Linked DNA regions of Homo sapiens: regions 1 and 3 are each linked to region 2. Evidence: chromatin contacts called from ENCODE Hi-C or POLR2A ChIA-PET data. All regions are on one chromosome and are shown on one strand. The core of a region is the stretch at or near the end of the contact, and the rest is flanking DNA. Distances in the headings are between cores, read along the strand shown.

Region 1 (3,212 bases), core at 7-2,506, 1.1 Mb before region 2:
TGTGTTCAAACCCTCTGCTGCCTGGCTGGGTCCACACACGTGCACTCATGTACAGACCTGCGGGGTAGCAAGGGATGGAGGAGGAGGAGCTGGTTCTGGAAATCAATTCAGGCACCAGGGGGCAGCATAGGCCTAGCTTTGGCCCCTCAGCCCAGCCCCTGCTATGGGAGGGAGGAGGGGAGTAGAAACTTCCTCCCACCGCCCCTCAGACACCACCTCTTCCACACACCGGGGCTCTCAGGTGTCCGGGAGTAAAGGCCTCTCTGGATCCCTTGGTCTCCTCCAGCTCCTCCCCCAGCAAAAACTGCAGAACCCTCCACTAGTTATGTTGATGACTCAGAAGTTGAGCAAGACTGTGTGTGTGTGTGTGTGTGTGTGTGTGTGTGTGTGTGTGTGGTGTTGTGATTGCAATGGGCTCTGTTTGTGAGCCTGCCTGCACGTGTGTGTGTGTGTGTGTGTGTGTGTGTGTGTAGTCTTGTGGTCAGGGAAGTTGTGCATGTGTGTGTTTGTTTCTTGGCGTGTCTCAGTGTTTACCCCAGAAACATATAGGAACTTGGCAGATAGGAACACAGCAGATTCGTATTCAAACTTGCCCCTTGTGAATCTGCAGGCAGCAGCTCCGGCTTGTGCTGGTTCCCACCACAGTCTCAGGAGGGGTGCCCTGTGAGGAGAGAGCAAAGACCAGCTTCAGTCCAAGGGACTCCTAGAGTCTTCCAGAATTCTGAGCTGAGGGTTCCCCTCCCCCACTCCCTCCCGTCAGTGGTCACGAGACCGACCTCTAAGGCGTTCCCTGCCGGAAGGGAGGGGGACCTAGGAGTTGGCTGGCATCGAGCTCCCTGGCGGCTTTTTAGGGTCCTCCACTGGAGGGAGCGCAGAGTCCAGAGGGATTTACTTTTCCTGAGGCCCTGGGGAGCCCAGTCCCTTGTGGGTCCAAACCCCAGCCCTTGGCAGAGTTTGAGTTTGGGAGCCAGGCAGTTAGGGGTGGCAAATCTCTGTTTGATATTGGGTGACTTTCTGGAGAAAAGCTGATGCTTTTGAGGGGGACAGAGTAAGTGGGGGTCAGCCTCCCCCCAAGCCTGGCTCCAAGGCCTGGACCCCAGTCCTGATCCCCCACGTGTTCCCCCACTCGGCACAGGAGGCACACATATTCACCCCACTTTCTTCCTCTTCCTCCTCCAGCCCACTTTCTCTTCTCTGTGTCGTCAGAGCTCCAGGGAGGGACCTGGGTAGAAGGAGAAGCCGGAAACAGCGGGCTGGGGCAGCCACTGCTTACACTGAAGAGGGAGGACGGGAGAGGAGTGTGTGTGTGTGTGTGTGTGTGTGTGTGTATGTATGTGTGTGCTTTATCTTATTTTTCTTTTTGGTGGTGGTGGTGGAAGGGGGGAGGTGCTAGCAGGGCCAGCCTTGAACTCGCTGGACAGAGCTACAGACCTATGGGGCCTGGAAGTGCCCGCTGAGAAAGGGAGAAGACAGCAGAGGGGTTGCCGAGGTGAGGGGTTGCCTCCGAGGTGGGTGCGGGGGCCTCTATGAGTGCATGGGGGTGGATTCGTGGGGGGAGCTCTCGGGATCCTCCCCTGGCTGGGTGGATGGTCCCCAAGAGATGGTTTCAGCTAGTGTTGGTGGCTGGTGGCACTGGGTTTTAGCAGTTTCGAACTCCTGGAGGAATCTGGGAGGGTCCAGGCCTCAGTACTCCCCTCCCCCATGGGTCACGTTTTCACAGCCTCACCCCTGCACCCCCAGGGCCATGGAAAGTCAGGGAAAGGAGGTGAAGGAGTGCCCCTCTGCCCTGAGTCGGGGGAAGTGGCCGCCCCTCCCTGGAAGGTTGATGCCAGAGGGCAGTGGATCCTTGTTAAACCCCTATCCTGCCCTCCACTAAAGGTTCCTGTTCAAGGGTGTGGCTGGGGCGTGAGCAAGCCCCAGATGTAGACCTCATGGTGGCCCAGACGAGGGGGAATTTCCCCCTCAAAACTGCTCCACGCTTGGCTGCTGTAGACGCTGAGATTTCCCAGCGGCGGCGCCGAGTTAACCCTCCTCGTGCTGAACTGGCTCCACCTCCCCGCCTGCCCCCACCGCCACATTCACGCATTGGGCAACTCAGAGAAGCTGTTTTAACTTTCGATCCTGTGGTCCCACAATCAGAGGACTCGGGCAGATAGGGGTTGAGATAAGCGAGTTTAGGCCACCAAGCGGGCGGACGAGGATCCCAGACCTTGCGCTTCCCTTCTGAGTTTGGGAGGTAACACTGGCCCCGCCCCTCACGCCGTGGCTCCTCCCTCCCTTCCCCTTCAAGGGGCTGAAGACAAAAGGTGCCCCTGTCCTGGTCAAGCCAATCGACCCAGCCTTGTTATGGGTTGGGGTGGGGAGAAATGTGTCCTCCTGATGGCTGGGGAAGAAGAGGGGTTGGATATTTCTAGCCAGGGCCATGCCAGGAGGCTGGTCACTCTGCAAGGGGATGCAGAGGAAAGCGGTGCCCACTCACTCCAGAGGACCTTTCTCTCTTGGGCTAGAGAAAGGCCTATTGGAGGAACCTGAGCAGGAGGGGTAAGGATTCTGCCTTGAGGAGAAAAGAGCTGGGGTAAGTGGGCACTGGAGGAAAGAGGGGCATGAAGGTCTTGGAGCAGAAACGTCCAGAGAAGGGACCTCTCCATTTTCCATCCCTCTGAGAGGCCTGGGAGAGGTGAGAGGCTGAACGTGCAACAGGAGGACTTGGGGTTACTGGGTTTGGGGAGACCTGGGGAGTTGTCATCCCATCCTCTCCCTCATCTCTGGGAGAGGGATATTATGAGAAACGTGAACTGAGAGGCCCCTGGGAAACCACTGGTTACCCAGTCCTCCCTGAACCTGGAAATGGGGATGCAACCCCCTCTTCTACTTCCCTGTCCCCTCCTCTCCTTTCTACCTGTTTTCGTCTCTCATCTTTGCCTTCTAGCCCTCCAGCTTCCTCTCTCTTCTAGGCTCTTTCCTCCTAGCTTACTAAACCCGCCTTTTTTCCAGTCTCTTCCATCCTCTTCCTTAGTTCTCTCTACTTTCCTTTTCCACCTCTCCTCCTTCAAGTCTCCTCCCACCTTCCCCCACTTCTTAGGATGATCAGATTTGCCCCTGGAAGGGATCCTAACAACACAGTGCGATGGTTAATCCCCACTCAGATTCAAAGCCTGCTTTCCAAACTCACTTACTGAGTGGCCTTGGGCAGAGTAGAGAAACTCCTTAAG
Region 2 (3,179 bases), core at 103-2,602:
ATAGTTTGACCCAACTTTCTAACAGCACAGAAATCTGGGCTTTTGAAGTAGACAAAGAACAAGGGGTGATGCCAAGCTTTTGAAATGGAATTTCTCACTCTTCCCCAAATCTCTTCCTCAGTGATATCACCGCATAGTTTCGGACCTGTTAACTCCATTACCTGCCTGGGAAATACCCAAGTCAAGTCTAAGTCCCACAAAAGTTTCACCAACTATGATCAGAAGATCTCCTGATGGCTGAGGATCTCTAAGCCCCTTTCCCATGTAGATAATGAAATAGATATGAAATAGATTCTCAGTTCTAGGAGACATGGTATTTGCTATAGACCACATTATTAAGTGGGAAAGAAGTGGACAAAACATGCCCCCAATCCAACTTCTTAGCTCTTTCATAGGACATGAAACAGTAAGTTAAGAAACAGACTGCAGTATAGACCAGCTATGAGGCCAACAGAAAGTGTAGGGGCTGAGTTTGGAGCAGCCAACAGTCATGGAAAAAAAAAAATTACTTTGATCTTCATCCCTACCCTGGGAGTTTTAAAAAGCTTCAAATTACCACATCTAAACACTAAAGGGAACAAAAGAGTGTGTACTCCCAAGACCCAGAGCCCCCAGCCCACCCTTCAGCATTCCCAGAAGTTCCCATAACTGATACCAGGCCCTGCTTCCATTACTTCAACTACCTTAGTCTTCTAGATTAATACAGCCTTCTTCATTTTCCCCAGTTCTCCCTCACTGAACCCAAATCTCTCTCAGCTCAACACCATAGCACCCTCAGTTCTTTTTACAATAGGCACTTTCCCTGAAAAGAACGCTTCTTACCCAACTAAGAACCCTTCTCAGGCCCTTCCAATGAACCTCTCTGCAGGGACCCAGCCCCAGTCACCCCCGGGGCTCGGGCGACAGGTCTGACCCTCCTCACCTCCCGGCAAATGGGCTTACCTCACCCGCTGCCCTGTTCCTTTCCCCAGCTCCTCCCTCTTCAGCGCTGCTTAATGAGGCCTGCCCCTGCCCTCACTCAAGCTCCAGGCCTCCAGCCCCCGGCCCTCGGCCTGGCCGCCGCCACAGCCCAGCCGCCTTCCCGACTCACCAACTTCGGGGTCCCAGGCCGCCCAGTCCCCTCCTCAGCGACCCCCATTAGGCCTGCCGGGGCCCGGCCCCCTTCTCCCCTCTCCGGTGGGCCACTCTAACCCCTCGCTTAGGACCAGACCCGCCTCCGCTCTCAGGCCAGGCTGCTCTCATCTCCCGGGCGCTTCCGCCCCTGCCCTTTGGGCTCCATCAGCTCGGTACCTGGGGCTCCGTCTCCCCCGTCGGCCCCAAGCCTGTGTCGAACAGACAAACAGCTGCAGCTCAACCAAACCCTCCTGCCCCTCCTTCTCCTCCTCGCCCTGGGGCGGGGCTCCAGCCAATAGCTCGATTACCCGCCTACCTTCGAGGGTGGGCTATATGTGCACTCATCCACCAATCCTCTGGAGAAAGGCGAGTCTCTTTGGGCGCTGTCACCAACAAGTACGAGCAAGGGACGCGACAGGCGGGGCCACAAGCCAATAGCGAGGGAGAAACCTCGAAGATGGACGAGGTAAGGAGCCATTAAAGAGCAAGCTCCTGAAGACAGGGGGCGGTACACTGCCGACAGGCGTATGTATCCACCAATAAAATCTCGACACCCCATGACCCCGCCTTTTGACTCATAAACATCTAATCAGGTGAGTGATGGAGGCGGGTCAAAGTGAAACTTTAACCAGTACTGCGAAAATACGGTACTTGACTGGCAGGCAAGGAGGGGTTGAAGGAAGCCTTAGGAAGGCCGCTACTGACCTTCGCCCCTCCCCCTGGACTTGGCTGGGGCTGGCTCTAGTGCCCTGCCTTCTATGACAAATTCGCGGGCGTAAAGGGAAATACCTCTTCTAGGGATCCGGAGCCTGGGAATTTAAGTAACCCTGACATCAGCGCTTCCTCCTTTTAGTGAGGCTTCAGTGGACAGGCGTATTTGGGGTGGCCGCGGGCGGTCTGAGATGTTTTTTGGTGGAATGAGACAATGGCAACTACAAGAAGTGGTAGCTTGGAGACGCTTTTTCAGAATCGTATGTAAATGTAAATAAAAGAATCTTTGGAAAACTTTTCTGTCTGTGATATGAAACAGAAAGGAAAAACGGCGGGCTTACTGGGAAATGCAGTGTCGAAAGGCAAATTCCCCGGGAGCCCTCTTCCTGCCGCTATGTATGTGCATGGGTGTGTGTATGTATGGGGTGTGTGTGCATATATGGTGTGTATGTGGTGTGTGTGTATTTGGTATATGTATACGTGGTGTGTGTGGTATATGTGTGTATATGATGTGTGTGTGGTGTGTGTATGTGATGTGTGTGTGGTGTGGTGTGTGTGTGGTATGTTGGCTGGGGGAAAGGAGGTTTGCTGGTGTGTGGAGAAAGTGAAGTAGGAAGTATATAGGCTTCAGTTTCCCCAGCCATAAATAGGGATGATAATAACCACTTTGTTCACCGTCAGCACTAGCCAAAATGGGGTGGGGTGGGCAGCCATGCACAGAGAGATTAGGAAAAGGGGTCTGAAATCAATGATCACATACACACATTCATATTCTGTCTCCCACCATTCTTTCAGTAAATAAGAGGAGGAAAGAGATGAACTATAAAACTAGGCACATTTTTTTAATGAGCTACAAACTAAATTACAAATAACGTTAATAGCAAGAGCACTCAAGGACAAGGGTGACAGAGACAAATCATAAAAAAAAAATGCTTTTTTTTTTTAGCACTGTCATTACAAAACCCCAAGGTGCACATGGCAACAAATCCACCCACTATGACCAAAAAAAAAAAAAAAAAGCCAACTCTACTATTGGATATAACCTGAAATATAAATATAATTGTTCATCCTTCTTTTAAAGAAATATTTTTACCCATGCCCTCACTCAATCACAGCCCTGAAAAAGTGTCAGCATTCTCAAAATGATGCCTAAACCCTAACTTCTAACTCCTATGGGGTAGGAGGTGGACGTCAGAGGAAAATGGGATCAGGGATCCTTGGCAACTGAACAACTAAGAATACTAAAAGGAAGAGAAAAATTCAAACATCTCTCACCTGCCTCATAAGGCCATGGTGAAGCAATAGATTGGAATGAAGCACAATCCCTGTCTCAGGGCCTCCCAGATTCCTCATGC
Region 3 (3,223 bases), core at 506-3,005, 1.5 Mb before region 2:
AGGGAGAAGAATCCAGAAAGTATAGGGGAGAGAAAGCAGAGAAAGTGACTGGGTCAATAAAATTAGGTGTGTATGGGGAGGAGGAGGGGCCCGGACACCTTAGGTTGCTGGTTATAGCAGCCGGCTTCCCAAGGGTTAACCCCTCCAGACCCCCGGGAACCCCCTGGTGACGTCAAGGGCGGGGATGCCAGGGAGATAATGGTGGAGGGGGAGAGGTCTCTGGACCCCGCCCCCTAGGGAAAACCACACTTATTCCGACCCTTACATATCCCCCGGGAAACCGCCCGCCTTCTCCCTCTACTGGAACGTAAAGACCTATCCTAGAAGACCCCAGCTCTCCAGACCCCTAAAACCCTCAGTCCCCAGGCTCTACGGGGTCCCCTTTCCGTAATCCTGTCCCGAAAGCTAGCTGCCCAGTGCTGATTGTTTCGGGGTCATGGGACCTGAAAGAGGATTCAGAGCGGGGAGCAAGGGCAGGCAGGGTGGTCTGAGCCAGAGGAGGGGCCTCGATCCCCAGCTCCCGTTTGGGCGGGGTGCCAACGGGGATACACAGGCTGGCAGTGGCCAGTGGTCCCGCCCAGCCCCGGTAGGGGTCTCCCTGCGGCTGGCTCCCGCTGCCCCGGTGGTCCTGAGGTCAGAGGGTCAAGACAAGGTCTCCCCGGCTCCTCCTGAGCTCCTTGCCCACAGCCCTTGGGACTCAGGAGTCCAAATTGCATGGGGTCATTCTAGGGCCTTCACTAGACCTTGGACAGCCCCCCCCCGCCCCAGCCCCCTTCCAAGTCCAGAAGACACTCCTTTCCCCTAAAGCACAAGCATCCACTGGCACATCTGTCACAAGACAGGTCAAAGGTTCAAGCCTGGCTGGCCCCTAGTGGCTCTGTTGCCTCCCACACACCCGTCCCCACCCCACCTGGAGCTCCCTCCTTTGCAGTCCCCACCTTTCAGAAACACTGACATCTTCCTACCCCACGCGCAGACACACACCTGGGGTTACCTCTCTACAACGCAGACCTCCAGCTAGCCATCCCTCCAGCCTCTTAAACTTAACCGCATGAAAGTAAGATATTTCTAATATATGGGAGAGGCGGAGACAAAGACCCACGGTTCCCTGAGACAGAGATACACAGACTGACAGAAGAAAAAAAGGGAAGAAAAAGAAGATACAGAGAAAGACACAAGTGAAAAATCTGGAGTTTCTAATGTCTCACCCCAGGCTCTCCCACCCCTATTTTGCCTCTATGTCCCGGGTCTGGGATGAGTCCCTAAGAAGCTGAGCATCCCCTCAGGCCCCCTCCCCCACTGCTCCCAGGTGGTCCCCCGCCTGCCCCCCCTTCTCACCTCTGTCTGGGCGCTGGGCTCGGGATGCGCGGTCCAGGGCTGGAGTCTGGGCTGGGGGGTGTGCGGTGGGGAGGGGGGGCGGAGAGGGCCACGGCAGCGCAGCCTCGATGCCACCCCCACCCCCCCAACCTGGCCCCCAGCCCTCCCGCCGGCCCAGCCCGCCGGGCCGCAAGCCCGGACCACCCGCGAGAAGCGCAAACTTTTTTTTTCCCTTTTGCAAAAACTTTTTCTCTCTCCAGCCGCTGGCGCGCCGCCGCTCTTCCCGCTCGCCCCTCACCTCCCTTCTATTTCCCTCCCTCTTGCCGTTCTGGAGGATGAGGCGGGGTAGCTGGAAGCAAGAGAAGGGGTGCCGGGCTTATTGCACCCCCAGGACCCCCAGGATCCTCCCCCTCCCTTGAGGGACCCTATACTGCTTACGCCCCCCCCCCCGCCCCGGCTGAACACGCTGCTGTTGGTGAGTACTAAATCCCGGCTTGGATTTCTGGATCGGCTGGCCCCAAAGAGGCCCCGACAACCAGATTGAGGAAAATATTGCGGGGCAGGGGGAGAAGTTCAACCGAGAACGATAATAGTGGAGGTAGGGTAGTCGCCTTTGGTTGGTGCTAACTGAGCATTCTGCCATCCTGTGGTTTATCTGCAGGCCTCACCCTTTGGATGGAACTTGCAGCGGCCGGGACAGAGTTGCGGTTTGGGGCAAATCAAGTTGGGTTGGGGGCTCTGGAAGAAGGTGAGGAGTCTATGGAGCATAAAAGCAAGGAGCAGCGGCTGAGGCTCTGGGTGCAGGGTGTGGTTCACGAGGTCACCAAGGAGCCCTGGGACTGAAGCCCCTTTCCCTAGAACCCCGGCTCTACGTCTCGAAGTTCTGGAGGGTGCCGCCCCTCCGCACCACGTCACTGCAGGCTCTAGCTGCTCTTCCAGGCTTTCTGCTCCCTCTGCTGGCCGTTCTCACACATGACACCCGCTCGGAGTCGAAGCAGAAGAGCTGGGGAACTGAAGGAGGAGCCCAGTTGAAGGAGGAGCCCCTCACTAAAGCCCACTTAAAAGCCCAGGAGGTGGATATGTGAGCTCTGAGAAACGGAGAGGCAGAGGTTGCTATGCCCAGCGGTACTGCCTGACAGGGAAGTGCCCTGCCTCTTTAGATTTGCATTGCCATCGTGACCGGATATAAGGGAGGGGCAGCATTTCAGTCTCTGATTTTTATGAGAAAGAGGAGGAAGCATGACAAGGAAAAAGGGCACCCTCTCCCCTTTTTTTCAACCCCACAGGCAGACCTCCCACATCCTAGCTCTGCTTCCAAGAACCACCCCCTTGGGTGTGGAAGGTCAGTGGGTTAACTGTTCAGTCTGAGGGTCAAGGGGGAAAAGAAAAGGTGAAGGTAGGGGGAGATCTGGGACTTTGACCCAGGCTAGTTATCCCCAGAGGGTCAGAGACCCAGCTCAGTCAGACCAGACTAATGGGCACTGAAAAAAAGGCACCCCACACATGCTCCTGTCCCAGCCTCGAGCCCCTTCTTCCAGAGGAGCTATTTATGTATTTATGTATTTATTTATTTTTATTTGGGACGGGGCCTCACTATTTGCCCAGGCTGGAGTGCAGAGGCTATTCACAAGTGTGATCATAGCCTCGAACTCCTGGGTTTAAGCGGTCTTCCGGCCTTAGCCTCCTAAGTAGCTGGGACCACCGGTGCCCAGCAAGAAGAGCTCTCTTAGAACACCTTACTTTCTTCTCCCCACCCAGTTCTATAGACCAGTGAGTCTCAAACTTTTTGGTTTCCTCTATACTCTTAAAAGTCATTAGGTTAGGCACAGTGGCTCAGACCTGTAATCCCAGCACTTTGGGAGGCCAAGGCAGGCGGATCACCTCAAGTCAGGAGTCCGAGACCAGC

The links. A loop is a pair of places that touch in the nucleus more often than their neighbours do. ChIA-PET counts read pairs that join two places held with the same protein, here RNA polymerase II (POLR2A). Pooled maps may share reads with other maps.
Region 1: a loop to region 2 is called in a map of breast epithelium, with 9 times the contacts of the local background. The contact joins the promoter of STAT6 here to the promoter of RAB5B in region 2. A Hi-C loop is called at or near these places in 1 of 168 maps with a recorded cell type or tissue (breast epithelium) and 2 of 50 pooled maps. POLR2A ChIA-PET finds 5 or more read pairs at or near these places in 1 of 52 experiments (naive thymus-derived CD4-positive, alpha-beta T cell).
Region 3: a loop to region 2 is called in a pooled map, with 4 times the contacts of the local background. The contact joins the promoter of GLI1 here to the promoter of RAB5B in region 2. A Hi-C loop is called at or near these places in 1 of 50 pooled maps. POLR2A ChIA-PET finds 5 or more read pairs at or near these places in 3 of 52 experiments (CD4-positive, alpha-beta T cell, Panc1 and WTC11).

Annotation. Positions count from the first base shown.
Region 1 is chr12:57,109,406-57,112,617 of GRCh38, reverse strand. It overlaps STAT6 (signal transducer and activator of transcription 6), which reads left to right and starts at 1,256. Exons shown (of 22, transcript NM_003153.5): 1 at 1,256-1,489. LOC124902946 (a long non-coding RNA gene) reads right to left here and starts at 1,896. Exons shown (of 2, transcript XR_007063334.1): 1 at 777-1,896; 2 at 1-661. RefSeq lists a silencer at 38-197 and enhancers at 237-1,182, 1,183-2,130.
Region 2 is chr12:55,972,251-55,975,429 of GRCh38, reverse strand. It overlaps RAB5B (RAB5B, member RAS oncogene family), which reads right to left and starts at 1,352. Exons shown (of 6, transcript NM_002868.4): 1 at 1,291-1,352. It overlaps CDK2 (cyclin dependent kinase 2), which reads right to left. Exons shown (of 7, transcript NM_001798.5): 7 at 2,641-3,179. RefSeq lists an enhancer at 1,459-1,608.
Region 3 is chr12:57,458,317-57,461,539 of GRCh38, reverse strand. It overlaps GLI1 (GLI family zinc finger 1), which reads right to left and starts at 1,755. Exons shown (of 12, transcript NM_005269.3): 1 at 1,339-1,755. LOC124902947 (a long non-coding RNA gene) reads left to right here. Exons shown (of 2, transcript XR_007063335.1): 2 at 1,979-3,223. RefSeq lists enhancers at 2,027-2,076, 2,087-2,166.